3 separate regions of the Homo sapiens genome follow, and all the other regions are linked to region 1. Evidence: chromatin loops called from intact Hi-C (ENCODE). Cell type or tissue: endothelial cell of umbilical vein. All regions are shown on one strand. Links, peaks and the distances in the headings refer to the core of each region. The heading gives the core; the rest is flanking DNA. Region 1 has its middle 41 kb from the start of MIR3937. Region 2 overlaps LINC01283 (long intergenic non-protein coding RNA 1283). Region 3 overlaps LINC01281 (long intergenic non-protein coding RNA 1281).

Region 1 (10,156 bases), core at 2,712-7,711:
CTTAATAAGCAGGCTGACGTGGTGAAAAAAATTCTAATGCAGGAAGAAAGAGAAAGCACGTGGTCATAAAAAGTGTGCCCTGGCATCCTACATCCATACCCAAGAGGACATGCCTGGCAGAGAGTGCACCCGTGGAGCCAGGGTGACTGCAATCCTCTTGGGCCCAGATCAGCTCCTGTCTGTGCCCAAGAACCAGCTCGCTCTCCATTTTCTGCACTAGGGGAGGAGAGAAGAAGTCCTGAGAGTGTTAAAGAGCAAGTAATCCAAAAAGAAATGACATGGATTTGGCATAAGGGCCTTTCTAGGCCCCCATCTGACACCCTCTTGCCCTCACTTACTGTCAGCGCTGCTGGAACCAGGTGGTGGTGGTGAGGGAAGGAAACTTGAGTTACAGCTCCAAAGCAGGAGAGATACTTTCCAAATCTGAAGTAGGTGACACACTTCCAGACACCCCTCTATGGCTCTTTCTTCAGTCCTGTTCAACATTTTTTTGCAAGGGGCAGATGGACCAATGTAAGACAAACACCTAGCTGGGCGTGGTGGCTCTGCCCGTAATTCCAACAGTTTGGGAGGCCGAGGCAGGCGGATCACTTGAGGTCAGGAGTTCGAGACCAGCCTGGCCAACATGGTGAAAACCAATCTCTACTAAAAATATAAAAATTAGCTGGGCATGGTGACGCACGCCTATAGTCCCAGCTACTCGGGAGGCTGAGGCACAAGAATCTCTCTTGAACCCGGGAGGCAGAGGCTGCAGTGAGCTGAGATTGTGCCACTGCACTCCAGCCTGGGTGGCAGAGTGAGACCCTGTCCCCAAAAAAAAAAAAAAAAAAAAAAAAAAAAAAAAAAAAAGACACACACCTATCAAATTTCTGGTTGCCCCAAGCTGGCAGAGCAATTAAAAGACTGGATAATCTACTAGGATTCCAGTGATGTTCCCACAGACTGTTACAATAGAGATAGTCGCATCAGTATTTTTATTCATTCATTTATTTATTTTCCTCTGCATCCTCTTGTATAAAGGTTTTGAGACGATTTGCAGAAATTATAGTAAATTACATTCAAATATTTAAATAAAAATGCAAAAGTCGTATTCCGTTCTAGTACCAATTAAAATTAGCAGTCAAGACTGATGGGAATGGTGACATTTGATAGGGAAAAATATAAAGTCCTAGCCTCGATCCAGGAAGCAGAAGTCCAGGTATAGGATGTGAGGAATGTGTCTTAGTGACATCTTGGATGAAAAAAAGCTGTAATGGCCACTAAATTCAGTATAAGTAAAGAGTGGGGGATGGTGGCCGGAGAAAAAAGAATCCTGCTATAGGCTACAGTCAGATGTAATTGTCTATGAAAAGGGAAATGATAGTCCCACTCTTGTCAAGACCACTCCTGGCACATTCCGCTCAGTTCTGAAAGTCATACTTTGAAAAAGTCATTAGCAAACTGGACGTATTCAGAAGACAGCACCCTGGAGAGTGAATGATCATGAAACATGAAGCATAGAAGTAGACTATGTCCTAGCTCCTGTGTCGAGTACCAGAGGAATAACATCACAAAAATACATGGCCATAAACTTACAGCCCAGTGAATGAATCAGATAAATAAGTAAACACCAGGAAAAGAGCAGGCTAAGCCAGACTATGGAATCTTGGAAGAAATTGTGGAAATTATGAAACATTTTGGACTGGGTGACATCCAGCATTTATCACTCTCAACAGCTGAAGAAATGAGTGTCTCTATCTTACAAGGGGAAATCCAAGCAGTACATCTGCTATGGGGTACATGGATCTAAGAATCTGACCATCACGGCTTAAACAAATAAGATATAGTTTGCTCATGCGACAAGAAAAGAGGAAGTAGGCAAATATCTGTCCAAGAATGTCAGCACCTTAGTCTCTGCGATTCTTTTGGTCCCTCCCTCATGGTTACAAAATGCCTGCTACTGCTCTTGCCTTCATGTCTACCTTCTAGCAGGAAGAAGAGGAAAGAGCAGCACCTGTATCAGGGGAATAAAAACTTTCCCAGGAACCCACAGCAAACTTCTGTTTAGAGTCATCAGCCTAAAGTGTGGCCCATGGTTCCACGATGTGGTTCCTTGTCAGGAATGAGGGTTGGGTTAGCCAATCAACAGTGTCTGCCACAAATGAGTTTCAAGTTTCAGGCTTGGGAGCGTGAAGGGATGGTGGTGCCATCCACAGAGACAAGAAATACGGAGGAGGAGTAGGTTTGCTGGGCGCAGGAGTGGCAGTTGCTGAGTTCAGCCTTGGACATGTTGAGAAGCCTGTGAAATGTCTAAAAACAGAGATGGCACATGGACAGATAAGATGTGAGGGCTTAGATTGCAACTGAGAGATCTGTACTAAAACATGGATACAGGAGTCACCAGCAAAGAAGCGGGAATGAAAGCCCTGAGTACAAGTGAGGTCCCTCGGAAGACGGAGCAGAGCGAGTGGGCTAGAAGGCCTGGGGTGGGGGCCAGTTTGGCTTTTAGGCAGAATGTTGTTCGAAGAGAGGAGTCTAGAAGTATGCAGAGAAGAAACAGCCAGAGCAAGTGGGAAACCTGGAGTGACTGGTTCGCAGAGGCTGTGGGAAGAAAGTATTTCAAGGAAGGAAGGAGCGACAGGGACAGCCCACGCCGTGGACACTCACTCATCCCTTCAGCCCACCTGCAAGGTCATCTGAAGCTATGGGGCCATTCCCATGCATGCCGACAGCCTCTGCCAACAGCGATGACCTGTAGCTGGAGTGTGATGTATTGTCTGGTTTGGTTTTTTATTTAAGATGGAGGTGAGTTGGTGGAAAAGCCTCATAGAGAGAATGCATTGGAGGGACAGGTGGGAGGACAGTTGGTTAAGTGCCTCTGGAGGCAGGGGCCGGGAAACGTGTCTTGGTATAAGAGGCTATCTCTTCACTAAGCCTTCAAGTAGGGAGGCAAGAACAAGAGGCAGAAGGAGATAACTCAGTAGGTAGTGAGAAAAGGAGGGGCTTCTTACATGATGACCTTTTATTTTCACATCAAAGTAGGGAATAACAAGAGGAATGAGTTCATATTCCAACAAGACATGCACCAGAATGTTCATGGCAGATTTATTCATGATAGCTCCAAATTGGAAACCATCCAAAAGTCTGTTTAATCAAAGAATGAAATTACAAATTCTGGTTTATTTCATGCAATGGAATACCATACAGCAATGACAAAGATCAAACTAATTGCAACAACGTAGATGAATCTCACAGATATTATGTTGACCTAAAGAAGCCAGATATGAAATTTACATATGTAAGTGTATATATGTAAATTTGTATATATGTAAAATATGTACAGCATATACCGTATTTATGTGAAGTTCAAAAACAGGCAAAACTCATCTGTGGTGATAAATGGCAGAATAGTGGTTACCTGGGAAGGACAGGTTATTGTCTATGAGGGGTCCAAGGGAACTTTCTAGTTTCTGGGTAATGAGAACCTTTGGTATCTTGATTTGGGTGGTGATTTACATGAGTACAGATGTATGTAAATATTCATCAGATGACACTTAAGATTTGTGCACTTTACTGTTTGTAGTTATATTTCAACAATAAAGAAAACAAAAGTAGGGAGGTAGGATCAGTAGCAAATAAAATGGAAGATGACCAGTAAGAGACTGAAGACAGAGGTCAAAGCTTAAAGTAGCAGAGATTATTAGTCATGTGACTATTAGCCAGGGACTTAGTCACATGACTAAGGGCACAAAGAAAGAATGTCAAGAAGCATTTAAGGCCCAGATGAGGATGGATAACATGGATTTGCCATGTTGTAAGGCCACAGTGATGCGTTTTCTCCAACAGCACAATGGGCTTAAGAATAAAGATGTCCAGCAGTCACATTGATCCAGAATTAGAGTTTTGCAGAACAGATGAAGGGAAACAGAAGGTGGACAGAAAGTCAAGGATGGGATTCCAGCTTCTTCTTTTTTTTTTTTTTTTTTGAGACGGAGTCTTGCTCTGTTACCCAGGCTGGAGTGCAGTGGCGCGATCTCGGCTCACTGCAAGCTCCGCCTCCCGGGTTCATGCCATTCTCCTGCCTCAGCCTTCCGAGTAGCTAGGATTACAGGCATGTGCCACCACACCTGGCTAATTTTGTATTTTTGGTAGAGACAGGGTTTCTCTATGTTGGTCAAGCTGGTCTGGAACTCCCGACCTCAGGTCATCTGCCCACCTCAGCCTCCCAAAGTGCTGGGATTACAGGGGTGAGCCACCGCACCCAGCGGGATTCTGGCTTCTTCATTTGAAGCCAGAAGTCACTAGAAAACAGAGAGTCCTTAGGTTGAGGCAGTCAAAGCACAGGTGTTTGAGAAGGGAGAAGGGAGGGAGAGGTGGAGAAAGCTAAGATTTCAGACATGGAGCAAATTTGGCCATTGGTGTGGGCTACTGGAGCCATGGTATCTGAGGAAAGTGCTAGGAGACTAGAGAGGTTTACACTGGGGGAAAAGATGGCAGCAAGCACATCAGCTATATCCAACTGTTTCAACTGTGGTTATGTGCAAGAGAAATTAGATGTGTCTGTAGGAACTTAGTGGGGAAAACTAGGGCCAATCATGGGAGATGAACCCTGTGAGGCAGATATTGCCCCTTAATAGGTGTGCCTTCCACACCTAGATCCAGGGGTTCGGGTGCAAAGTGACAAATTGAGTGTAGAGACAGATTATCACCTCCCTTGTTCTAGCTTACATACTTCTATTAATGCTGTGCAGCTGGATAATGCTTTGCTATATTAACTTATAGATTTTTTTTCTGTCTGTATTATCCCCTTCCTTTCCCATTTGAACATGCTCCCAGCCTCACTTAATTTCACTGTTGACTCACCGTGCATGTGGTACTTGAAGTCCTCACGGCTTTTTCAAATGCACCTTGTTTAGCTTTCTCTCTCCATCCTGTTTACTTGGGCCACAAGAGTTTGTGGGAGGGAAAGTAACTCCTCACTCCAGAATTTAAGATAAGGGAAATAAGTTTGCCCCTGAGCAGTAAACTAAGCCATCAACATTTAATGTGTCAGAACAGAGTCACCTTGAACGGATGGAATTCCCAGGCCAGTGAGACTTGGCTGCAGCCTGATTGAAGTTGTTAGGAAATTAGAATGTGTCCATCAGACAGCAGGCTGGGGAGGTCCTGGCTGGATACCTTGCATTTTTCCCTCCGGCATCACTCTCCTTCCTCTTCCGCCTGTTCTGGCCCAGATAAGATGACCTGGCCTCATGCTTTCCTGGAGTTCAGCCAACAGGAAGCCCAGAAGGCGATCAGAGGGAACAAGGGGAGTAGGGTTCATTTACTTCTTCCCCTGGCTCCCCCTCCACCACCACCGCCCCACAAGGGCACCTCAAGCTGGCTGCACCCTTCACCAAACGTCATTCAGTGCCTCCCTTAAGGTTTCTTCTTCTATACTTGGGTTCTGGTAGCCACTCTATACCCCTCATTGCTTTGTGCTTAGGGATGTTACCAGCCCCAGGTTTCTGTGCTAACGTTTGTGGTTCCCTACCCCACACACCTCTGTAAATAGTACCTGTATTAGTCCGTTTCCACGCTGCTGATAAAGACATACCTGAGACTGGGCAATTTACAAAAGAGGTTTATTGGACTTACAGTTCCATATGGCTGGGAGGCCTCACAATCATGGCAGAAAGTGAAAGGGACGTCTCACATGGCAGCAGACAAGAGAAGAGAGCTTGTGCGGGCAAATTCCCATTTTTAAAGCCATCAGATCTTGTGAGACTCATTCACTATCAGGAGAACAGAGCAGGAAAGACCTGCCCCCCAGAATTCAATCATCGCCTCTCACTGGGTTCCTCCCACAACACGTGGGAATTGTGGGAGTTACCATTCAAGATGAGATTTGGGTGGGGACACAGCCAAACCATGTCATTCCACCTCTGACTCCTCCTAAATCTCATCCTCACATTTTAAAACCAATCATGCCATCCCAACAGTCCTCCAAAGTCTTAACTCATTTCAGCATTAATTCAAAAGTCCACAGTCTAATGTCTCATCTGAGACAACGCAAATCCCTTTCACCTATGAGCCTGTAAAATCAAAAGCAAGTTAGTAACTTCCTAGATACAATGGGGATGCAGGAATTGGGTAAATATGGCCATTGCAAATGGGAGAAATTGGCCAAAACAAAGGGGCTACAGGCCCCATGCAAGTCCGAAATCCAGCAGGGCAGTCAAATCTTAAAGTTCCAAAATGATCTTCTTTGACTCCATGTCTTGCATCTGGGTCACACTGATGTAAGAGGTGGGTTCCCATGGCCTTTGGCAGCTCCACCCCTGTGGCTCTGCAGGGTACAGCCTCCCTTCTGGCTGCTTTCATGGGCTGGCATCGAGTGTCTGTGGCTTTTCCAGGTGCATGGTGCAAGCTGTCAGTGGATCTACCATTCTGGGGTCTGGAGGATGGTGGCCCTCTTCTCATAGCTTCACTAGGCAGTGCCCCAGAAGGGACTCTGTGTGGGAGCTCCAACCCCACATTTCCCTTCCACACTGCCCTAGCAGAGGTTCTCCATGAGAGCCCTGCCCCTGCAGTAAGCTTCTGCCTGGACATCCAGATGTTTCCATACATTCTCTGAAATCTAGGTGGAAGTTCCCAAACCTCAATTCTTGACTTCTGTGTACCTGCAGCCTCAACACCACGTGGAAGCTGCCAAGGCTTGGGTCTTGCACCCTCTGAAGCCACAGCCAGAGCTGTACCTTGGCCCCTTTGAGTCACAGCTACAGCGGCTAGGAAGCAGGGCACCAAGTCCCTAGACTGCACACAGCATGGGGATCCACAAAATCATTTTTGCCTCCTAGGCCTCCAGGCTTGTGATAGGAGGGGCTCCCATGAAGACCTCTGACATGTCCTGGAGACATTTTCCCCATTGTCTTGGGGATTCACATTTGCCTCCTCATTACTTAAGCAAATTTCTCTGGCTAGCTTGAATTTCTCTTCAGAAAATGGGATTTTCTTCTCTATCACATTGTCAGGCTGCAAATTTTCCAAACTTTCATGCTCCGCTTCCTTATAAAACTGAATGACTTTACCAGCACCCAAGTCACCTCTTTAATGCTTTGCTGCTTAGAAATTTCTTCCACCAGATACCCTAAATCATTTCTCTCAAGTTCAAAGTTCCACAAGTCTCTAGGGCAGGGGCAAAATGCCACCAGTCTCTTTTCTAAAACATAACAAGAGTAAACTTTGCTCCAGTTCCCAATAAGTTCCTCATTTCCATCTGAGACCACCTCAGCCTGGACTTTATTATCCATATCGCCATCAGCATTTTGGGCAAAGCCACTCTACAAGTCTCAAGGAAGTTCCAAGCTTTCCCACGTTTTCCTGTCTTCTTCTGAGCCCTCCAAACTGTTCCACCCTGTGCCTGTTACCCAGTTCCAAAGTCACTTCCACATTTTCGGGTCTTTTCAGCAACACCCCACTCTACCGGTACCAATTTACTGTATTAGTCCATTTTCATGCTGCTGATAAAGAGATACCTAAGACTAGGCAATTTACAAAAGTAAGAGGTTTATTAGACTTACAGTTCTACGTGGCTGGGAGGCCTCACAGTCACAGCAGAAGGTAAAAGGCACATCTCACATGGTGGCAGACGAGAGAAGAGAACTTGTAGAGGCAAATTCCCATTTTTAAAGCCATCAGATCTTGTGAGACTCATTCACTATCATGAGAACAGCACAAGAAAGACCTGCCCCCATAATTCAATCACCTCCCACTGGGTTCCTCCCATGACACATGGGAATTGTGGGAGTTATAATTCAATATGAGATTTGGGTGGGGACACAGCCAAACCATATCAGTACCTTTGCAATAAGCCTTCCTTAGATTATCATAATGTGAGTGTTTGAACTCACTGTTTGCTGTTTGACCCCTGAGGGAAACCAAGTCAGAAATAGAAGTTGGGAGTGTCCACCTCACAACCCTCAGACAACTAGGCAGTTCTGGGACTCACCTGCAGGACCGGGGGACAGCCAATGGAATCATCCAGTCAACTGGTTTCTAATTGTAAATGCTCACAATAACCTTTCTGCTCATTCTAGCACCTTCATGTGAACTTGGATCCAGAGCTGGCTTATCCTGGCCATCATGAGATTCTGTTTCTGAGCCTACAAAGCTGAGAGCCACACCAGGTGGTAGACAGGCCACCAAGGTAAATGTCCCCCTGAAGAAAGCTGCCTGAGGCCCAACCAGCCCTGCCCCATGTCACAATTTGTCACTGTTGTGCCACACATGCCACTTTAATAGTGTGCACTGAAGACTAGACATCACGTAGAATCATAGGCTTATAGAGCTAGAAGGAGCCTTAGAGATGAGAAGGCCTGGTCTGGGCTCTTCATTTGAAGGTGAGAGTGCTGGCCACTAGAAAGGCTAGATAACTTGCCTGTGTACTATGCAGAGAGTGAGTTGGTCAGGGCCAGTCCCCAAGGCAGTGTCCTTCTGGCCACACTTTCCCACTGCCCCTCTACACAGGTGCATCTGTATGTGGGCTCTGGGATCAATCAGCCGGAAGAATTTTACAGACAGTAAGGGTGAGTTTGTCAGGGATATGGTGGAGTGCTAGACTCACTAAGGCAGACAGCGCCGGGCCTGTATCACCCTCTTGAAGCTTCTTAACGTCTCTGAATCTTCTCTTCATCTGCAAAATTGCAGAGAATAATACTGCATTGGAGATTAAGTTTCAACATGAATTTTGGAGGGATATAGCATTCAAAGCATAGCATGCCATCCTTGCCCCCCTCCCCCCCCAAAATTCATGTCCTTCTCACATACAAAATATCTTCATTCCATCTCAATAGCTCCAAAAGCCTTAACTCGTTCCAGCATCAACTTTAAGTCCAACGTCTCATCTAAATATCATCTAAATTAGATGTGGGTGAGACTCAAGGTGTGATTCATCCTAAAGAAAATTCCTCTCCAGCTGTGAGCCTGTGAAATCAAACAAGTTATGTGCTTCCAAAATACAATGGTGGACAGGCATAGGATAGACATTCCCTTCCTAAAGGGAGAAACAGGAAGGAAGAAAGGGGTGACTGGTTCCAAATGAGTTCAAAACTCTACAAAGCAAGCAACATTAAATCTTAAAGCTGGAGAATAATCTTTGACTCAATGTCCTGCCTTCTGGCCTCACTGGGACTCACTGGACTCAGGGGTCCATGGCTTTGCTGGGTGCAGCCCAGGTAGCTCTCCCAGGTACCTGCAGCTCTCCCAGGCTGGTGTTGCATGCTGGTGGTTCTACAGTTAGTTACAAGTCTTGGGGGAGGCCCCACCCTGTGGCTCCACTAAGCATTGCCCTAGTGAGGGCTCTCAGTGGTGGCCCTGCTCCTGTGGCACTTCTCTGCCTAGGCCCCAAGGCTCTCCAAGGCATCCATTAAATCTAGGTGTAGGCAGCCTCCATGGCTCCTGTACTCTGCATGCCTGCAGAGTTAGCACCATGTGAATGTCTCCAGGTTTGCCATTGCTGCCCACCTGAGCCTGCTGGAGCACAACCAGGTGGCTAAGGAGTGCTGTACCAGAATTCATGGAGTAGAAGCTTGAGGCAGCCCTGGGCAGCAGCCTCGAGGTTCCCTGGGCCCCTCTTCTGAAACCATTCTGCCCTCAAGGGGAAGAATCTAGGCCTCTGGAAATCTGGGCCTCTGATGGGGGTGGCAGCACCATTCTCCAAAATGCCTTTGGGGTCATTCTTCCAATGTCTTGCTAAATAGCACCTGGCTTCTGCCTATCCCTCCTAACTTCCTTATCAGCAGGTAGCTCGGCCACATTCTTGGTGTTCTCTCTCAAACACCCTTTTCATTCTTTACACGGCCAAGCTGAGAATTTCCAAATCTTTAAGTTCTGCTTCTCTTTTGATTATAAATTCGGTCTGTAATTCATTTCTCTCTTCTTGCATTTTACCATAGGCTTCAAGAGAAGCCATGCAGCACCCTGAGTACTTTGCTAATACCCTCGTTCATTGTTCTCAAGTTCTACCTTCCACAAAGCACTAGGACACAGCCATAATTCAGCTAAGTTTTTTTCTGCTTTGTAACAAGAACAACCTTTCCTCCAGTTTCCAGTCCACAGCATGTTCCTCACCTCCAACACCTCATCAGAATGGCCTTTACTATCCATATTTCTACCAACATTCTGGTCATGACCACTT
Region 2 (10,156 bases), core at 1,991-6,990, 200 kb before region 1:
ATAAGTTAGGGAAACGCTGTGTTTTTAAAATAAGATGAAAAAGAGTTGGGATGTTGGAGGTGGTCGGGGGGTGTCAATTAATCTTTTGAAAGATGTGAGACAGGTCTCAGAGCCTTTAGTGAGTATGTCCATCTTGAATACAGTTGGGAGGCATAGTATGTGAAATGATGTTTTCTGACTCTTTTTCACCATGCTATTAGTGTTCCACCGAACCCACTTTGAGAAAGGTTGCTATAGCTCATGACCAAGTGCCCTAACATCTCTGAGCCCTAGGTATCCAGGTTATTTGGACAGGAACAATGGTATCTATCTCAGAGGATGGTTAGGGGGTCTGACATGAGATAAAGTGCACATAGATGCCTATTCACTCATGAGTTCAATTCATCTGGGACCTCAATTAGAAAGAGGGCTCCCGTAGCATGGGACAGGTTGGATCTGGGCCACAGGAGATTCACACACTGGATTAGGCAGGCTCTGGGCAGCAGAATACCTATGAAAAGGAGTAGAAAGTCCTTCTGAATTCTGAGTGTGGCAACAGACAGCAGAGGCCTTGAAAATGGGGGAGTGTGAAGGGTTAACAGGGTCGTGGTGTAAAGAGGTTTTTGTTGGTAGCAAGTTCTGAGGGACTCTAGGCTAAACTGATGTGGCTACAGATTGGCAGAGGCATTTCAGGGAAGGATCAAGTGATACTTTGGCCTCGACTGATCCCTGGCCCTGAGGAACGGCCAGGCTGTCAAGTCAGAGATTGGCAGCCCCAGTTAGGGAGCAGAGGACTATAGGGGCAGGAGGCCATGGATGTCATCAGAGCTCCTATCACTGGAGCAGGGCCTGTATTCAGTTCAGAATCCTGCCTTTTCCCTGCACCCACCAGGAGCTTGTGTCCTTTTGCTTCTGTCTCACCCCTGCCTAAACCTGGTCCATCTTTCCAAAGCATGAACCATTCCTTCCTGTGGCCTCTGCAAACAACGAAACACCAGTGTCATTAGCGTAAGGACACAGAGGCAGGAGCAAAGTTCACAGAAGATTCCAATTCCACCCAGGTATGAATAGGAAATTATCTGTGGAATGGTCTGCTTCCCCTTAGTTACACATGTGGTTTTTATTTCTTGGGGAAAAAAGGCTCCAGGTGTTGTTCTCCAAAATGTCACCCCCCACTCCCGGCCTTGGCAGGCTCCCAACTGCCTAGGTCTATAGAAGTGCCAGTGCTGGAGCCGACAGCTTCCAGCACCTTCCACAGCTGCCACAGCTAACACAAGAGACCTTTTCTACACATTGGCTTTTCTCCCATCAGAAACACTCCAATATTTGTCCTCGCTGCTCCTCGGGGTGGTGTCTCCTTTCTTCACCTGTGGCATCTCCAGGTTGAACAATATTTTTAGGTTTCTCCCCTCTTGTTGTTTAAGAACCCTCACCCTAAAATCTCAGAAAATGTATCTCAGAGGCCTGAGGGGATGCACCCTGGGTCCCGGTGTCTCTGAGCTGATGGCACGGCATCCACTAGTTGGGTTTTTTTGTTATTTTCCTGGTGTTTTGTTTGTAGACATTTTTTTTTAAAAAAATGAAACAGATACCACATCTTTTTCCTTTGGAAAAGTATATTGGGAGGAAAGTGAAATGCTGGGAATATGTGGGTGCACCCTTACAATGAAAACATCTCATTGTAAAAAAATTACAATAGTATCTATTTGAAAGAAATATTGTATGAGTAAAAAAGCAAGATATCGGCTGGGTGCAGTGGCTCACACCTGTAATCCCAGCACTTTAGGAGGCTGAGGCAGGTGGATCATTCAAGGTTAAGAGTTTGAGACCAGCCTGGCCAACATGGTGAAAACTCATCTCTACTAAAAATACAAAAATTAGCCAGGTGTGGTGGTGTGCACCTATAATCCCAGCTACTCGGGAGGCTGAGCCCTGAGCCTGGGAGGTGGAGGTTGTGGTGAGCCGAGATCGTGCCACTGCATTCCAGCCTGGGTGACAGAGTGAGACCCTGTCTCAAAAAAAAAGCAAGATATCTGGGCAATTGAGACCATCCAATGATGGCAGAGCAATAACCTGCTCTTTTATAGTTACATAAAGTTACATAAAAATTCTTATGAGCACAGCCTCTGCAGCAAGGTGGCAGGGATTGGGATCCCAGCTCTGCTACATACCAGCCATGTGACCTTGAGCAAGTTACTTAATCTCTCTGTGCCTCAGTTTCCTTCTCTGTAATCTGTGGATACTAATAAACTCACCTCTTGGAGTTAACATGAGAATGAAATGAGTTAAGTTTCATACAGCTGTTGCGACAGTGCCTGGGTGTATAGTAGGCACCAAGCGTTTGTTAAAGAAAACTTCAGAAGAGGGTCACTCTCATAACATCATGTGAGCCGAAACCCAGGGCATGCTGGAAACACAGGAAGTACTCGCCATTCTTGTTGTTTTGTCCTCACTGACCTTGCCCCATCTCCCTTTTCTTCATGCTCTTCCTTCCACAATAATACCCTCTCATGAGGCCCTTTATGTATTCTACCTCCTTATTTTAAAAGGGAAAAATGAGAAAAAAAGAAATAAAATACAATTCTTGGAAAGCTGGCAGGAGGATTTGCATTTTAATGGCAGAGAAAATGTAAAGTCAAAGGAATGAATCCCTAATTGTAGAATTTGTGGTTGCTGGTGAGGGGACTACTTGGTGGGACAGAGGTGGCAGGACTGGGCAAGATAGGAGAGAAGGACAGAAGATCAACCTGAAATCCCTCCACACAGGCAGTTGCCTACTGGACAAGAAATGCCAGCCCCAGCTATGTACAAGAAAGTATGCTTCCCGTGAGGTCACACCCACTCTGAATGGAAACCCACGCGTGCCCTGGACTGGTTCTTCCAATTATGGAAAAGGCCCCCAAACGTCCCCTGATTGGCATACCACAAAAGCTGAATCTCTGCAATAATGATGATGATAATGGCATTGGTAATAGCCGCGATGCAGCTGTTACTCAGCCACGTGCATCTTCAGAGTCTCCTGGGGATTGACGGTGTGCTAAGAATAGTCCTGGTACCGGCATTCAAGAATAATCGGGTGACCAAAGTGAACCTCACAAGGTGGGATCCTGCTTGCCAAATGGGCTGCCAGGTGTGAGGGCACGGACTCTGCAATGCTCTACTCTCCTGGGTGGGCTGAGAATGAGTGAGGAGACTTGGCTGTGTGTTCAGGCTGGGGAAATCCTGAAACAAGGGCTGGAGTGAGACTTTTCAAAACTGCAGCACTTGGATTAACCTTGTTGTCAAATTCCACCTGTGTCATAGCTCCTGGGACCTACTCCCTTGTGGACTTTACCATTCAGAGCAGAGGGAGGAGTCAGCTGCATGACCGGTGACTGGCATGGAGAAGATGTAGTGCTGTCAAGACAGGATTAGCTAAAAGTGATAGAAAATGCCAAAGAAGACTGGCTGAAGTTTCTTTCTCTCATAATAAATCAGGTTCAGAGGTGGACGGTTGAGGGCTGAAAAGGTGGCATGACAAAGTCGAAAGGACCAGGCTATTATTGTTATCAATATCATTGTCATTACTATTGTATAATTTGCATGCGGTGAAATACACAGATCCTGATGAATTTTGACAAATGTTTGCACCATGTAATTAACTGCCCAACCAAAAGAGAACATTTCCATCAGCTCAGAAGTTTCCTTGTGCCCCTCTCCAAGTGATTTGACATTTATCACCAGGGAATGGATTTGCCTGCTCTAGAATTCCATATAAATGGAGTCATACAGTAGCTATTCCTTTGTTTCTGGCTTCTTTCACTCAATATAATGCTTTTGGGATTTACTGATGTTGCTGTATCAGTAGTTCTTTTTTATTGCTTATTAGTCTTCCATGGTATGAATACACCATAATTTGTTTATTCACCTGTTGAGGGACATTTAGATTTTATCCAGTTTGGGATTATTAGGAAAAAAATTTGTTACCAACATTTGTGTGCAAATCTGTGTGTGGAAATAGGTTTTCATTTCTCTTGGGTAATGAGTGGGAGTAGAATTGCTGAGTATAGTATAGGTACATGTTTAATTTTGTAGGAGATTACCAGTTTTCCAAAGTGATTCTACAATTGAAGGCTCTATCTTGCTCTTCTACCATTAGCCATTCATGACTTCTACCTCATGGTAAAATATGGCTGCTTGAATTCTAGCCATCATATCCACATTCCAACCCACAAGGAGGAAGATGGAGGAAATTATACGCTTCCCTTGCTTTAATAACATTTCCTGGAAATGTCACACAATACTTCTGCTTACATCCCATTAGTTAGAACTTAGTCCCATGATTGCACCTTGCTGAAAGGGAGGCTGGGACATGTATTTTTTGTTATGGAGACCCACATGCCTAGCTAAAAATTGGGGATCTTATTATTGAGAAAGAAAGTGATATTGGATGTTGGGGGGCAAGAAGCAGCTCTGCTACAGATGAGTGGTCAGAAATTAGTCAGGGATCATTCCTGTCTTGCTTAAGGGTGTTTCTCCAGAACCTATCGTGGACCTTGGCTCATGATATATGCTCTATAAATGTTTGTGACAGGTGGAAGGAGGGAGAGAAGAAGAAAGAGAGAAGTAGCCATGGCAGCCAGGCTCATGACTCAGGAAAGTTTCCTTGAGGTCACTATGCTCTTCTGACAAGAGTGTTGTTCTTAAAGGACTTTCACCATTCTTCAACTTCTGACATTGTTTCAAAACATCTCTTGGATGCAATTAAACGTCATTGTATGAATTGTCAAGACAGTCTTTCAGTGACTTGTTAGGTAAGGGACTTTTTGACATTGTTATCTGATAGAGATAGTTTGGGAATTTTGTTTTTCAGTGTGGAATAGAGTGTGTGTGGGTGGGTGTGTGTGTCTGCACAGGAAACCGTCTGAGGACTTTTTCCTGTCAAGAGTCTCACAATTTGTATGGTAATAAACGTGTTGTCATCAAGGGCTTGTGCCTTGGAAATTCGAAATGAAGGCCGAGATGCCTGAGGGGAGGGGAAGAAAAGAGAGCTGGGAGCAAGGTTGTTTCGAAGCCGACTCGTGGCCGTGACAGGCAGCGGGAACTTTTGTGAGAGGCCTCCGTGTTTCCAGCCGGGTGCCCCTTCAGCAAATGAGGGGGTCATCGGGTTATGTTATTTTATGGTACAAAAGCAGATACGGTCCGCTGCCTCCGCTCTACCCTGATAATTTTGTTTTCCTGGCGAGTTTGCCATCAAGGATCTGACATGCCATTAGGTTTTTATCTCTGTTGCCCAAGGAGGGGCAACGGTGAGCAAGGGTCTGCTTTTCATTAAAGTGAGCCTGGTTGCACGAGCACTTCTTTGAACAAAACAACCACGGTTCACGACAAGGTTAGGGGAAGGCGGGGCGGAGGGAAGGTTATTAGTTATTACCTCTGCTTCCTTAGCGGGAGTGGGGGCTTCTCTCTAGCGGGATTTGGATCCCTCCCTGGGGCGCTGAGAGCTAATTCCACACTCAAGCCATGATCCCCAGGCCCGCCTAAGAAGCGGCGCCTTCTAATCATGCCAAATCATCAGGCTGATTCTGCGACATCAACTGTTACCCATTAGGGAACAGGCTGACAACAAGAAATGCATTTCACTTCCAGTCTTGGCCCTCCCTGGACTTGTAGTCCAAGGAAGCTCCAGTGATCCTGCTGGGGACACGGGCCTCCTGCCAGCTCTTAAGAGCTTCTGCCAGGGTTTCTCTCCCCAAAGGAAAAAGTGTCTGGGAGGGCCTCTGAGGAAGGGGAAAGGGTGAAGGACACTAGCTGGGAGTCAGTCCAAATTGGCTCTGCCCCATGTGAAAGAGCCTGATACATTCAAGGTCATTGATCCGAATTTGTCCCCGCAAAGCAGAACAAAATGAGCAGAGACACACACTCAGTAGCAAGTCTAAGGGGAAAAAAAATATCCTGTAAATCTGTCCATGTTGTTTTCTTTTAAGATGCGGTAGCTAATGTTGGTGTCAGAAAGGGGCCCAGCTGTTTATGGTGCTTACCTAAACAGCCTGCCTGACTTTAAAGTCATTTCTGGCTGCTTCTGCCAACCCAAGTACTCCAGTCCACCTTTTTGTGTCATTCCCATCAGAAAAATCACACCGGTCTGATGCTCACTCTGGCGTGCTGGCCTCCCGTGAAATGCTGTGATCGAGGGTCTCCAGTGGGACTCAGAGACTCCATTCCTCTGCCCCTCCCCCACCATCCTCCTCCACACCATCTACCCACCCACTGCTGGGTGCGATTTATAAGCAGGGGAATCCCCTTAATCCCATAGATATGTGATTTACTTCACCCAAGAATTCGGAGAGCTGCGTCCTCTCTCAAAAAGTGAATTATAACACCAGCATAGAATATCGATTCCAGACATGTGGAATTTTAATCCCCAAGTCCCCACGAAATGCTTCTGTCCATGGTAAATTGGTCCACCATTTCAGCATGTCCAAACAGGTAGGACAGATGACCCCCTCTGGCCACCAACTCTCAGTCACTGGGGGCAAGGTCAGGGGGTTGCGGGGGAATCTGAGAGCCTTCATCTCACTCTCGTGACTGTGTCTGCTCTCAGGTGCTGTGTGCAATTCTATTTTGTATTTCTTGGAACCTGACATCAATTGGGCATTTTTAAATTCCCCTGCTGCCCGCAAAGCCAAAGCCAGGCAGCCATCTTCAAAATGTCACCAGCCATTAACCGTGAGCAAGGATGAATTATGCTCACCACCACCATCAGGTGCATTGAGAAGAACAACTCGCGGAGGCAGACTGCCATGTGCTGGGGGGAGTTCCAGCTCCAAGCCCTGCCCTGGGCTCTCCCAGGACCGCCAACCCGTGTTTCCAGAGATTGTGGTTTTATCTGCAAATAGGTTAGGTTTTAATGGGTAGTAAGCCCCCATAATATTCCAGGCCCTGTTCCCAGCACCACTTCCACAATAACTCTCCTCACTTCCTTGTCACAAGTGGGAATTGAAAGGCTCAGAGCTGTTGGGTACATTGGTCAAGGTCACACAGCTGGTGAGTGGAAGAAACATGCCTGTTACCAAGATCTATTTTCTATTACATCACACCCAAAGAAGCTTCTGCCAATCTTATGCATGGTTTTCACTGCATGTCTCAATAATATAACCAGTCCCAGGCACCTACATTTTAACGCCAATACAGCTGGAGCTCAGACAGGTTAAGTGACCTGTGCGAACACACACTCATGGAGGGAGAATGGGCTCTGTGACATGTAATGCGACAGATATTTATTGAGCATCCACAAGCTTTGGCTATACACAGCTAAATAAGGCACAGTCACTGCCATCGAAAGACTTGACGGTCACATGGGGGCAGACTGCAACATACATGATTCTGCATAATTCCAAGCATGGAATAGTATGTTATTTGTGTTTGTGAGTGTCATGGGATCCCAGGAATGGAGTGAGTCATTCACAGAGGAAGTGACATTTGAGGTGAACCATGAAGGCTGTGGAGGAATGAAGAGGCAGGCATCGAGTAGAATTCTCTGATGGCACACTGCCCCACCCCACAAGCCTTACCCCTGGGGTGGCCAGTTTACTGTGAGCATCAGCAAGTAAATGTCAAACAGCCTGTCCCATCCTCTAACTCAGCACTATACAACAAAACTTTCTATGATAATGGAAATGGTCTAGATCTGTGCTACTCGATATAGTGGCCTCCCAGCCGCAGGTCCCTACTGAACACTTGAAATGTGGCCAGTAGGACTGAGAAACTGATTGTTTCGTTCTATTTACTCTTAATTTATATTTCAATTTAAAAAGCCATATGTGGCCAGTGGCTCCTATAGAGGACAGCACCTGCAGCAGAGAGTGGGACTACAGGCATTAATCTTGCAAGAGGATGGCAGACCGACCTCTGTGCAGGCGATCACTGGACAGTTCTCCATCATCGACAGGCAAAGGGGCAGAAGCATGGGCACAGCCCTCCTAGGGCTAAGTCACAAGGTCCTGTCATAGGTCCAGATGCTCCAACAACCATTCAGTGCTCCCCAGCATCATGTGATCAGTGGGACTAGGTCTGAGTTGCCACCACGTCACCTCCTCCTGGCCCTATAGTCTCTGCTGAGGAGGCTGGAGAAAGGAGGCACTGTGAGAGACCCAGCCCCCATCTCACCTTCTGCTCAATGGTGACCTTCCCCTGGTGACCCTTTCATTGGATGAATGTGTCACAGCTGCCCTGCAGTGAGCAGGAGGGCTGGATGTGGTGCTGGGAAGGCCACCCTTGGTATGAAGCCCTCCTGTCTTCTCTGGGTGCCCCAAGCCCAGGGCTCCAGGATAGAGCTGTCTCCATGCTCACAACAGCAATGAGACTTATAGCAAATGAGACTTATAGCAACTGCATTAGTCCATTCTCTCATTGCTGTGAAGAACTACCTGAGGCCAGGCTCGGTGGCTCACCCCTGTAATCCCAGCACTTTGGGAGGCTGAGGCAGGTGGATCACGAGGTCAGGAGATCAAGACCATCTTGGCCAACATGCCGAAACCCCATCTCTACTAAAATACAAAAAATTAGCTGGGCGTGATGGAACGCACCTGTAGTCCCAGCTACTCGATAGGCTGAGCCAGGGGAATGGCTTGAACCCGGGAGATGGAAGTTGCAGTGAGCTGAGATGGCACCACTGCACTCCAGCCTGGCGACACAGCAAGACTCTGTCAAAAAAATAAATAAATAAAAATAAAATAAAATAAAAGAACTACCCGAGACTGGGTGATTTATGAAGAAAAGAGGGTTAATTGACTCACAGTTCTGCAGGCTGTACAGGAAGCATGGCTGGGGAGGCCTCAGGAAACTTACAATCATGGCAGAAGGCAAAGGGGAAAAAGGGAAAGCAGGCACATCTTCACATGGCGGTACAGGAGAGAGCAAAAGAAGGGAGAAATGCTACACACTTTTAAACAACCAGATCTCATGAGCACTCTGTCTCAAGACAGCACTAGGGGATGGTGCTAAACCATTAGAAACAACCCCCATGATTCAATCACCTCCCACCAGGCCCCACCTCCAACATTGGGAATTACAATTCAACATGAGATTTGTGTGGGGACATAGAGCCAAACCATATCAGCAACTCACCGTGCACCCCAATTAATTAATGCATGTAGCTTTCACTTGTCTTCTTTCCTACACTTTCATTGGGGGAACTATAGAAAATAGTGAAACATGAATAAAGGAAATCTATCCAGAACATGACTCCTTCTTTCCACCTCCACCACTGCCACCCTAGCCAAACTGTCATTGTATCTGCTTTTACAATGGCCCAATCAGTCTGTTCCTCCCTTGCTGATACATAGTCCATCCTCAACAGAGCAGCCAGAGGGATTCTTTAAACCCTAAACCAGATAGAGGCACTCCTTGCCCATAACTCTCCAATACTCCCCATCTTGGTGCAAAAGCTGAAGTCCTTACGAGGTCCTGTGCAGTCTCACAGTCTGCCCCCACTCTTCCTCACCTCTGGCTTCATCTATTACTCTCCTGCTCCCACCAAAGATCTGTCCCAGCTGCACTGGTCTCTTTGCTGCCCCTGGACCATGCCTGGCATAGCCTGCCTCAAGGCCTTTGCACTGGTCCTCTCCCCTGACTGGAGCACTCTTCCCTTAAACAGCCACATAGCCCACTCCTGAGTGTTTTTCATGCCTTTATTCAAATGCCACCTTCCTGGTGAAGTCTTCACTGGACACTTAATTAAATTTGCAATCTCACTCTTCTTCCAATTCCCCATTCATTTCCCCAGATCTCTTTTTCTTCCTAGTCTTATCTCTGTCATACTATAGATTTTGCTTATTTATTTGGTTTATTATCTGTCTTCTTTCACTCGAATGTGAGCTCTATGAAGGCAGGTGGTTTATTTATGCTTTGTACTCTGCTATAGTCACGGTGTCTAGAAAAGTGTCTGATACAATGTAGGCTGTCAATAGATATTTGCGGAATAAATGACTAAAAATCACTATATCTCTGCACTCAAAGATAACCATTGCTAATGGCTGGTTGTATTCCCTTCTAGACTTTCTTCTATTGAGCCTCATTTTGACTGAGTTAAGTAGGAGTCCTGTGGCCATCAAGAGAGTGCTGAGGAGAGAGGGAGGGACAGCTCTCTCAGGGTCTGTATCTGCCTGTGATCTCCTTGGTGGAGGCCTGGGCCTCA
Region 3 (10,156 bases), core at 2,909-7,908, 310 kb before region 1:
AGCACAAAGGCTGGGTCTAGAGTGGCAAACAGAATATCCAGTCCAGGAGGTCCCTGAAGTTGGCCAGGCCAGAGGTGGAAGCAGGTGAAGTTACTTTTGAGACCATGGAGTTTGAATAGCCTGAGGCACTCTCTAGTGGCAGTGGTGAGTGATCTGGAGACACCAGGCTGAAATTCCTACTGCTAGAGGATCATTTCTTGGATGCTGAGCTTTTCTAATGAGTACCTACTTCTGAGAGGGGCAAGACTTTGTTTCCCATCTGCCTTTAACTTCAGTGTAAAATGGAGCATTGATGACAAGTAAGGACAAAGCCTGAATGAATCTTTGAGAAAAAAGGGCCGTGTGGAAAGGGGGCCCCCATATGTCTCCATGAAGCCATGTTGGAACTTTGGTAACTACAGGCCAACAGGAGGGGAAGGGAGACAACACAACTCTGGAGACAAAGGGCTGAGAAAATAGAGTGCTGGAAGACATCGGAGAAAAGCTTAGCTTGGGCAGCCAGTGTCAAGGCCTGATATTATCTAGGAATCTGTAGAATTACACAGAAAAAAAAGCCAGCTTCATGAAAACCCCATTGTTATACATACACATGGTTCCTGCAGCCACACATAGGCAGTACATAAAGACAATTCCCCTTTATTAGTCTGGTAGGGCTGATGTAACAAAGTGCCACAAGCTGGGTGGCTTAAACAACAGGCATTTATTGTCTCACAATTTCAGAGGCTAGAAGTCCAAAATCAAGGTGTCAACTAGGTCACACTCCCTCTGAAGGCACTAGGAAAGGATTTGTTCCTGGTCTTCTCTCTTACCTTCTGGTAGTTCCTTGGCTTTTGGTCACATGATCCCAATCTTCACATGGTGTTCTCCTTGTTTGTGTCTTTCTGTGTCCAAATCTCCACTTTTAATAAGGACACCAGTCATGTTGAATTGGGGACCACACTAATGACTTCATCTTAACTTTCATTTGCAAAGACCCTGTTGCCTAATAAGATCACATTTTAAGGAATTGTGGTTTAAGACAAATCTCTTTGGAAAGTCATAATTCAACCTATAAAGCCTCCCAATACTCACATGGAGTTGTTGTGACTCACTCCTCCTAAGGTCAATCTTTGTATGGAGTCCAAGGAGTCTTGGGGATGGCAGCCCCAAGGTTTGTGAGCATTGGCACAGCAATCCTCCCTATGGCTGCAGAGCATAGGACTGGCATGGAGCCACAGGGAGAGGAGTCCTTCCTGGAGGGCTTTAGGGAATTTTTTACATAGAAAATACAAAATATAAGCAGAGAGACCCACATTTGAATTTTGGGTATCTAGAAACTACAATAGTGACATGGTCTATTTATTAAGCACTTGAGTCATACCAATGTCTGGACTTGGATTTCCCCTTAGCAGACCCCAAGACGAGGATTTGAGTGCAATCATTTATTTGGGACGTGGTCCAGGAGGCACATTGGGAAGGTGAAGCAGTGAGAAAGGGAGAGAGGAAAGCCAGTGGAGAGTGAGCAGATGTGTGTATTACCAGTGTGGGCAACTGGGGCTCAGGCCCATGGGAGGCCTCTCAGAGGCTGCATGGATCATGAACATGCCTTGGAGTGGAAGCTGGGACTTTTATCCAACAATTCCCATCTCTCATTGGTGGAGGGTTCCTCCAGGGCCAAAGAACAAGCTCAGGCAGAAAGACGCAGGAAGCCACCAGCAGAATGACAGCTGACTGCAGTTAACCTCCTGAGTGGACCACAGGGATGTGGGAGGGGCGCCAACAGCTTCTGGTGGCCCCATATGTGGCACTTGAACCTCACAACAGAACTTTAAAATAGGTATTCTTATCTTCACTCTGCAAACAAGGAAATGAAGGTTGGGGGGTTAAAATTATCCCAAAAGTCATAATTTAGTAAGTAGCTTACCCAGGATCATAACTCATTTCTATATTATTTTGGGGCCAATATCCTGAAGCATCAAACTTTATGACTTCCCAACTGATCGGTGTTTTGTGTTATCTTACTCTGAAGAGACAGAATTTTTTTTTCTGAGCTGGGTCTTAAACTAATAGTGACTCAAAGTAGAGACACACAGTGACTCTGTAGAAAGGTTACACCCCAATGCCAGCCTTGTGAAGATGAGCTTAGTTCTCTTGAAGTTTCTCTGCATGGTGCCCTGAGATTCATTTTTGAGGATATGTGGATAGGAGGGAGAGACCCCTGCCCAGACCCCCTGTTGAAAGCCTTTCATGGGAGTGTGGCTGGATGTCAGGGCAGAGCCCCATGGCAGCCACATCCAAGTTTCAGTTGGCACCCGTATGGTTCCCAGACTTGCTGCTGCCTTACGTTCCCAGTAGTTCACAAGACCTGGGGCAACAGGGAGACCCTGAAGTGGGGCCACTTAAGTCTTCCCATCACCTACCACTACGATGAGATTCTCCCCCGGTTGGCTTGGAGTGACAGTGATAGATTAAATGCACCAATTAAATTAGATCCTATTTTAAAGAGCTTGAGCTGGATTTACTTTTAATTATAGTGCTGTGCTTGCTGATGAGGTATTGTTGAGGACTTAACAATGGTTGATTGTGCATCTGAGTGTTCAGAGAGCAGTTTCTGGGAGATACTGGGGATGGGTTTCTTCCTAAGGAGCTCCTTGGGATAAGACAGAGGAGGGAGGAGGCAGGTTGAGAAGGAGAGAGGGAGGGGAATATGTCCTATCTCCACTGAGAATCCATCTCTCTTCTTCTTGTTTTCTGCTTTATGAATCCCATGTTCTTTGGAAACTTAACGAGCCCAGCACAAGGTAGAGAAATGGGCCAGAGGCCATGGAGTCAAGCTGGCTTGGGGCCCCATAATGCCTCTGCTCCACTTAGCTGAATGTACTACCTGGGCCCAGGTAACTAACCTGTCCTATCTGAGCCATAGTTTGCTTTTAGTGTTTAATTAATTCATTCAACAGGTATTTCTTGAGCTTCTAGGATGCACTAACATTGTTCAAGGTGATGAGAATAAAGCAGAAGAAAAAACAATAAAAACAAGTATCTGTCCTTGTGGAACGCACATGCTCATGGCTGGGGTCAAGGTGCGGGGGCAGAAATAAACAAAGATAACACACAATATCATGTAGTGGGTGACAAATGCTAAGAGAGAAAATGAAGTGGGTTTAAAACGTTGTGGGACAAGAGGCTGTATTTTAGACAGTGGTCAGGAAAGGTCTCTCTGAGGATGGCATTTGAGCAAATTCTGGAAGCAAGTGAGGGGCTAATCCATGTGGCCATCTGGGAACAGCATTCTAGGCCAAAAAAAAGAGTAAATACAAAGACCTTGTACCTGGGCTGGTGGAGTCCCAGCTGCCCCCACTAGACCTTCTGCCATGCTAGCAGCCAAGCCGTGTCTGTGACCACTTCTCGCTGCCTTAAGGGAGACAGATTCTCAGACCTTTGTGATAGCCCTTCTGGAGGTTCAGCCACTGGAGGTGTTGACCTACATACAATCTGGCCCAGGAGGGAGTGGAGTGCCAATGTACTGATTAAGTGATGCATGCTCACAGTCCCCATTGAGTATGCTACTTTCAGGACCCAATTCTTTGCTGTAATGAAAAAGAAGAAGGATTCAGAACAAAAACTCATGAGCCAAGTTTACACATAAATAGCTTTACTTGACAAATACTGTGGACCATAAATCTAGATGCTTGGGTTTTGGTCTCTTCTTTGCCTGACATTTGCAAAGTAAGTAAATTTGGGCAAGTTTTTTACCCCTCTGAGCCTCAGTTTTGTGTTCTATAAAATGTAAAAATGAGAACAGTGTACTAGACCTGGATGATATCTTGTAGCTAAGGATAATGTTGGGAGCAAGACTTTGAGAATCATGGAATCATGGAAAAGAAGATTTAAAAAGGCCTAGGAAGAGGTCAGAGAAGCTCCCAGACTTAGCCTCCAGACATGGGAAAGTTTCCAGAAATCTTTGCTTCAGGCTTGGAAGTGACAGCCCCATCAGTGGCTGGGGTGGCAGAAGAGTTCTTCCCATGACTCAGTTAGGTTCTCCAGAAGCAGAATGAGATAAGAACCCAAGTGAAAATAGTTTATTTTGGAACTAATCCAAAAAAACACTAGTAAAGCGAGTGGAGAAATAAAAGAAGGCATCACCAAGTCAGTTGCCACTGTGGGCAACTGGAACTTAATCCTGCTAGAAACCACTGAAAGTCAGCACAGAATGTGTGCCTCAGAGTTAGCCCACCTGAGGGTGATGAAGCTGGGGTATTTATATACCCAGTCCTGTCTGTCAATGGCTGAGGGTTGCTCTGCAGAATTAGGAGGGATGTTAATCCTTGGTACTTCTGGCTGTCAGCAGCAACAGGTAAAGTATGCTTCTTGTCCTAAGAAAGCCCTGAAGCAAGGGAATAAAGGAATTGCTGGCTGGGAGTTGGGTGGTATTCTTTAAAATATTAGCGGCAAGAAGATATGGGTTGGATTCTGACACCATCTACTACAACCTCCAGAATATGCAACACTGCCCCAGATCAGCCTTGCAGGGAGAAGGCCCTGAGCTTATGCTCCAGACCCACATCATAGTGGGCCACCCCTCGGTTGCAAGTGACAGATCTGCTCCCTGATCCAAGGTCTACACCTGTGTGGTCAGGCCTCTGGCCTTTGGGAAGTATTAGAGACAGGAAGCAGGAAAAGGAAACCCATCTAAGAGAGACAAAGCTTAGTGCTCCATGCAGTTCAGTTTGCCATAGAAGCACCATGTGCTCAGCCCCTCAGATAGTGGACGATCCTGGCAGGTAGGGATGTTTCTGTGTGACGCCCCCTGCAAGGAATGCTATTCCCTGACTGTCAAGAGAGTAGCTGGCAGTATTGTCATGTCAACCAACAAGAGCCCACCCAAGGACGCTGCTGGTGACAGAAGAGATGGAACAGAAATGGCCATTGCCAGGAAGTGCACCTCTATGGCAGGTGGCCAGAACCAAGATAGTTAGTTTTCCTTGCTCTTGACATTGTGATTGTGACCCATATTATGCACACACACTCCCTACTCTAGACTGGTTGGGCACTGGAAAACACCTGTCATAATGTTGTGCTGACTTGCTGGGTAAGCAGGAACAAGTGGGTGTCTGTGTTTTCCCCTCCATAAAATGATTCAGATGGTACTGGTTCCTTGGCCTCCACCGTGGGAGGCAGCAAGAACTGACGCAATCACGTCTGGGAGGCATTTGGAGCATCTTGAAAGAAAGAGGTTGTCAAGAATTCCTGTTATAAGATCCTAAAGTATTTTTTTCTTTTAATTTTAAACCTTATGAGTTTTCAAATTACATTTAAGGTATTTCAAACCAGCAGCTGTTCTGAGAGCTGCTGACCACAAAGTGAAGGTAAAAATAAAATTCGAATTAAGAAGATGTGCTCCTGACTTGTGGCCAGATTCCAGTTTGGATCTTAAAAGCTTCCTCCCTGGCCAGCTTCCTGTGTTGACCCCCAGGGTCACTTAGCTCTGAGCGGCTGTGTATTCTTTGCCATTAGATATTGAAAACAGGAAATGAAGGGGCCTGTCGGGGGATGGTGAAGCTTGAAACAACTTCAGAGAACAAGCTGATGAAGTCATAGATCTTATCTCCTTGCCTTTTCCATGTCGGGTTTCTTTAAAGATAAGGTAGTGAATCAAAATGTGCCGCTTTTTTTTTCAAGATGGAAGCAGAGGAGGATTACTTTAATATCCCCTTCCCTTCCAGTGTTTCCAAAGATAACCAGATGAGAGAAATGCCTCGATCCTGTGCACGTGCATGTAAAATGCGATTACAGGACAATTTCCCCATCTTGGTCCCTGAGGGCTGGGGGAAGAGAGGGAGGAGAGATGACGCTTGGGATGGAGAGGAGGCAGATAGCCATTCAGACTTGTGTTGTTGTGTATGATGATGATGATGATGTTGATGTTGTTGTTATTGTTGTTTTGTTAAGGCAGTGCTCAAGCTAGAGGTGTCGTTGTGGGCCTATGGCCAGTTTATACTGTAGAACTGGATGACCGGCACTGTCAGGGGCTGGAGGGAAAAGAAAAATCTTGTGTATTTGGATGGGACACACCCAGCTAGAATGCCAGTCCTGTGGGCATATTCCTAAGTGCTAGATCCCCAGACTGGGCTGGCTCAGACAGCAGTATTATGTGGAGAGTGGCTGAAAGCACCCCAGGAGGACAAATGTGAGATGGGACCAAGGAGGGAAGGCAGGCATTGGAATTGGACACATAGGTCTGATGGGAGGGTGAAAGGCCATGGGTCATGAGCACAGGCACTGAGAGGAACAGGGAAGGTGGGAGACGGGCGTGGGACAGCTCAAGGGAGCAAAGATCTAGGGTGACTAAGAACACAGGCAGACCTTGGATCTCTTTGGGACTAGCAGACTTCAGTTCAAATCTGACTCTGCCACAGGGATGTGATCCAAGCCTCAGTTTTATTTTCCATAAAACTGGTCAATATCTCTATCATGGGATTGTTATGGAGAGAAAACAAGGTCACCTTTTTTTTTTTTTTTAACATGCTTGAGGCTGTGAACTGTGCAGGGTGCTGTAAGGATGTATGTATGTAGTTCCACAAATTTGGTGCTCGGGGAGGAGCAGCCCGCCAGGTTAAAGGGAATACGCAAAAGTAGATGCTAAGCTTATTTATGAAACAGCTTCTTTGGCCTTTTGGTGAACCTAGAGAACAATTTACTTCTGGCAAGGCAAAACTGTGATGAGAAAAAGATTCCGGGCTTTGTGAGCTGTTTGGGGCAGCTCCCTGGGAAAGGAGGCCCCTTGACTCTCTTGAGCAGTAGACACCTGGCTTTGGCCCTGCCCTACCCTGCCAAGGGTGATAAATGTGGGTCAGGCCCTACAGAGGTCAGGCTTCTTCTCTCTTGAGGCAGTTAGGGAAGAGGAACTTGCAGGAAATGAAGTAAGAAGGGCTCTATGGGGTTAAAGGGACTGGGGAGGCATGGCAGGCAAAACACAGAGGGGATTGGGGATGGGAGAGTTTATACAGTGCACGACCTACACAGCTATATAGAGGAGCCCAGGAGTGGGGATGTGAGAATCAACAGAATTAATTAGAGCAGAGAAAGGCAACAGGCAGGGCAGCAGAGAGAAGAACACAGGGGACGGCTGTTCCAGGTTTGATTTCATGTGCAGTCCAAAGAGAACTGAAAGGCTGTTGCCTTTGTTGTTCTTTCTTCTGCTGAATAGTCTATCATAAATGAAAAAGCACAATCCACGGGCTATCTGCTTGTCCCAAAAGAAGGAAAAGAGAAGATGAGTTAGTATCCCCAGGAGAGGGACTTATCAAACAAGCTTGCTGTCCCCTCCCCACTTCTCTCCATCCCCCACCCTGCATGGGGATGAAGGAAAGGTGAGAATGCTCCTTTCTTTTTCTGGAGCTACAAGAAGAGATTCTCTCTTCTACTGGATGGTAAAGGGCAAATACAGGAGGCTCTGCTACTCCTGGGCTACCTACAACCCCCACAGGAAGGCCTGTGAGCACTTCAGCATAGATAGGGTGGGTCGAGTTCCTCTGAACTACATTGTACTGTGCTGGTTGCAGAGCAAGGCCCAGAATGGGGTGAGGGCATGGGTAGGAAGCCTGGTAGAAGAAATGTTTACCTAAGAACCCGTTGTACCATGAGAGAGATCATGGCAGCCCAGGGTTGGAGGTTCTTAGGCAGTTGTTTCATTAAGCTCTTAGGCAGTGGCTCTGACATGAAAGAAAGGTGCCCATCCTGGCACCAAGTATCTGTCAATAGGCACTTTTTTTTTTCTTTTTGGTAAAGATGGAGGTCTCAATATGTTGCTCAGGCTGGTCTCGGACTCCTGGCCCCATGCCATCCTCCTGTCTCACCCAAAGTGCTGGGATTACAGGCATGAGCCACCGCACCTGGCCAATAAGCATTTGTTCAACGAACGAATGGATGCTGGATGAGAGCAGAGGGGTAGCTAGGAGCACAGCACAGTGAGTGTGCCACCCTGTAACAGTGAGTAACTGACCTAAGAAGGAAGAATGTGGGGCCCCTGATGGATACAAGGCTCTGACTCTGGAGAGATGGAGAACTGAGCCGAGAGGAGCAAGCTATGCACGAGATGAGTGGATGAAGGACAGTCACATCTGAACAGGAACTGAGGAGGGGGGCTAGGGCAGGCTCACATAGGACCATCCTGTTGCGGCCAAGGAGAGAACTTCAAGCCAGAGTTCCAGAAATTTCACTGAGGTAACCAGAGCCAGTGACTATTCTTGGTACTGTTACTGGGGCCTTTTCTTATTCACACTCCAGCATCATGGGGGGAAAAAATAGATTATTTGAGAAACTCAGTTTATTCAGTTTCCTCAGTCTGAGGTATGTCTTTTTTTAATGTTCAACTTACTTTGATTAGAACTCCCCATCTTGCAATGTCTCTTCTCTAGCACCTGCTGCTACCCTTCCTTCTCTCTCTGCATCCCATAATGAGTCCAAGTGCTGCCAGAGCACACTTGCTCAAGGAGTCAAAAAAATTGAGAAAATCTTTTCCAGCCATGGTCTCATTATCATCATTCACCAAATGGTCCTTGTGTTCCTAGGCAACATGTTCCAGAATCTTAACAGAAGCTTGGTTTGGAACAGCCAGACTGGAAGCCGCCCAATATACATCAAAAAGGGCATGGATAGATGGATCAGCATATATTCATACAATGAAGTACTACAAAGCAAGGAAAATGAACAGCAACATGGATGGATCTCACAAATGTAATATTGAGCAAAAGAAGCCAGATGCAAGAGTCCAGATCACATAAGTTCATTTACGTGTCTATTTCAAAAGCAGGCAAGAGGAAGGTGTGGTGTTAGAAATTAAGATGTGTACAGTGGAAGAAATGGGCATAATAAGAAGAGGGCATGAAGGAGGCTTCTAGGGTGCTTGTTTTGCTTTATGTCTTGACCCAGGTGGTGCTTGACACAGATGGGGCTTGTGTGGTCATTAAGTGAGCTTCTGCATATGTGTGTTTTAATTCATAATAAAAAAGTTTAAAGTCCATAACGCCATCACCCAGGAAACAGGGAAATGCTGGTGGTACACAGTCTAAGTCCAACTTTGTTCCATGCTGTGGAACTAGGCATGCAACTCCAAGATTTACACTTGTCTGTGGTAGTCCCAGACCACAGTAGAACTGGGCTCCTGGGTTTTCTTTTGTTTCTAAACATCTGTTTTCTAGATGCCCTCCTAGGCAACTTTCCAAGGACACACCAGCTCAGCAATGCACCCTCTCTTTTCCTCTTCATGCATGAACACCAGGCTTCTTGCTTGGCAACATCATGCTCCTCAGTCCCTCAGGGATGGTCTAAAACCCCCAGAAAGAAGGTGTCAAGATTACTATCCCATTTTTCTTACAAGATCTCTTGCTCCTATGTACATTTGCCCTAACCTTCCCTAGAAAATATCAAGTTCCTCCTCCCTGAGCTTCATGGAGGGACAGTCTTTGACAAGCCTTCTCCATAGCGAGGGTTCTACTTGCCTTGTACCCACAAAACAAAAACGTCCAGCATCAGTGATGGGCTCTTCATAAACAGAATCGTCTGCTCCTTGGGGATTTGAGGTCTCTTCTGCTAGATATGAGGCAGCCTTTAACTCTTAATGATTTGCTTAACTGCTTCCTTGGTTCCTGACCATGTAACTGCCCACTTTTGCTGTTCATAAGACTGACTATTTCTACAACAAAGATAATCTCTTTTGTCTCTGTATGTCCACTTGTAGCACAGTGGTAACCCTGGCAAGACCCATCCTTACCCAACAAAGCCCCGCCCAACCAACAGTGTTGATTGAAAGAATAAGTGAATAATGAGCCAATTAACAATCACCTCCATAGCCTGGCTGGTCAGGATTTCAAGGGATGTGACTGGAGTGGAAAGCTACCTTTTTGTTAAAAAACCTGGAGAGGAGGTGAAGGGGAAGGACAGAAGGAGAAGAAGGAAGAGAGGGAAAGGGAGGCTAAGGAGGGGAAAGGGAAAGGAAGGTCAAAGGTAGAGGGAGAGAAAGAGGAAGAGAGGAAGAAAGAGAAGGGAGGGGAGAGGTTGGGGAAAGTGCAGGGGGCAAAGGAAGGACAGAGGGAGGGGAAGGGAGAGGAAAAGGAAGAAAAGAGGAGGAGAAGGAGGAGGAGAAGAAAAGGAAAAGGAGAAAGAGAATGAAGCTCTT

The links. Peaks named below come from ENCODE experiments on the same cell type or tissue, not always from the same donor. Only the 100,000 strongest peaks of a DNase experiment are listed, where the experiment ranks them.
Region 2: a loop joins it to region 1, with 2.7 times the contacts of the local background. A loop is called at or near these places in 1 of 110 quality-filtered maps.
Region 3: a loop joins it to region 1, with 2.8 times the contacts of the local background. A loop is called at or near these places in 1 of 110 quality-filtered maps.

What each region holds. Positions count from the first base shown.
Region 1 is chrX:39,614,680-39,624,835 of GRCh38, forward strand. No RefSeq gene overlaps it. Among named protein-coding and RNA genes, the nearest start is that of MIR3937, 41 kb to the right of the region's middle. RefSeq lists an enhancer at 1-91. In endothelial cell of umbilical vein, for the core only: no CTCF peak of the experiment used is centred there; a DNase peak (open chromatin) is centred at 5,162; H3K27ac peaks cover 646 bases.
Region 2 is chrX:39,413,755-39,423,910 of GRCh38, forward strand. The region is part of intron 1 of LINC01283 (long intergenic non-protein coding RNA 1283); the gene reads right to left. Among named protein-coding and RNA genes, the nearest start is that of LINC01283, 16 kb to the right of the region's middle. In endothelial cell of umbilical vein, for the core only: no CTCF peak of the experiment used is centred there; DNase peaks (open chromatin) are centred at 4,747, 5,317 and 5,717; H3K27ac peaks cover 2,166 bases.
Region 3 is chrX:39,304,335-39,314,490 of GRCh38, forward strand. It overlaps LINC01281 (long intergenic non-protein coding RNA 1281), which reads right to left. Exons shown (of 4, transcript NR_038968.1): 3 at 3,308-3,566; 4 at 622-1,833. Among named protein-coding and RNA genes, the nearest start is that of LINC01281, 18 kb to the right of the region's middle. In endothelial cell of umbilical vein, for the core only: no CTCF peak of the experiment used is centred there; DNase peaks (open chromatin) are centred at 3,977, 5,137 and 5,527; H3K27ac peaks cover 3,037 bases.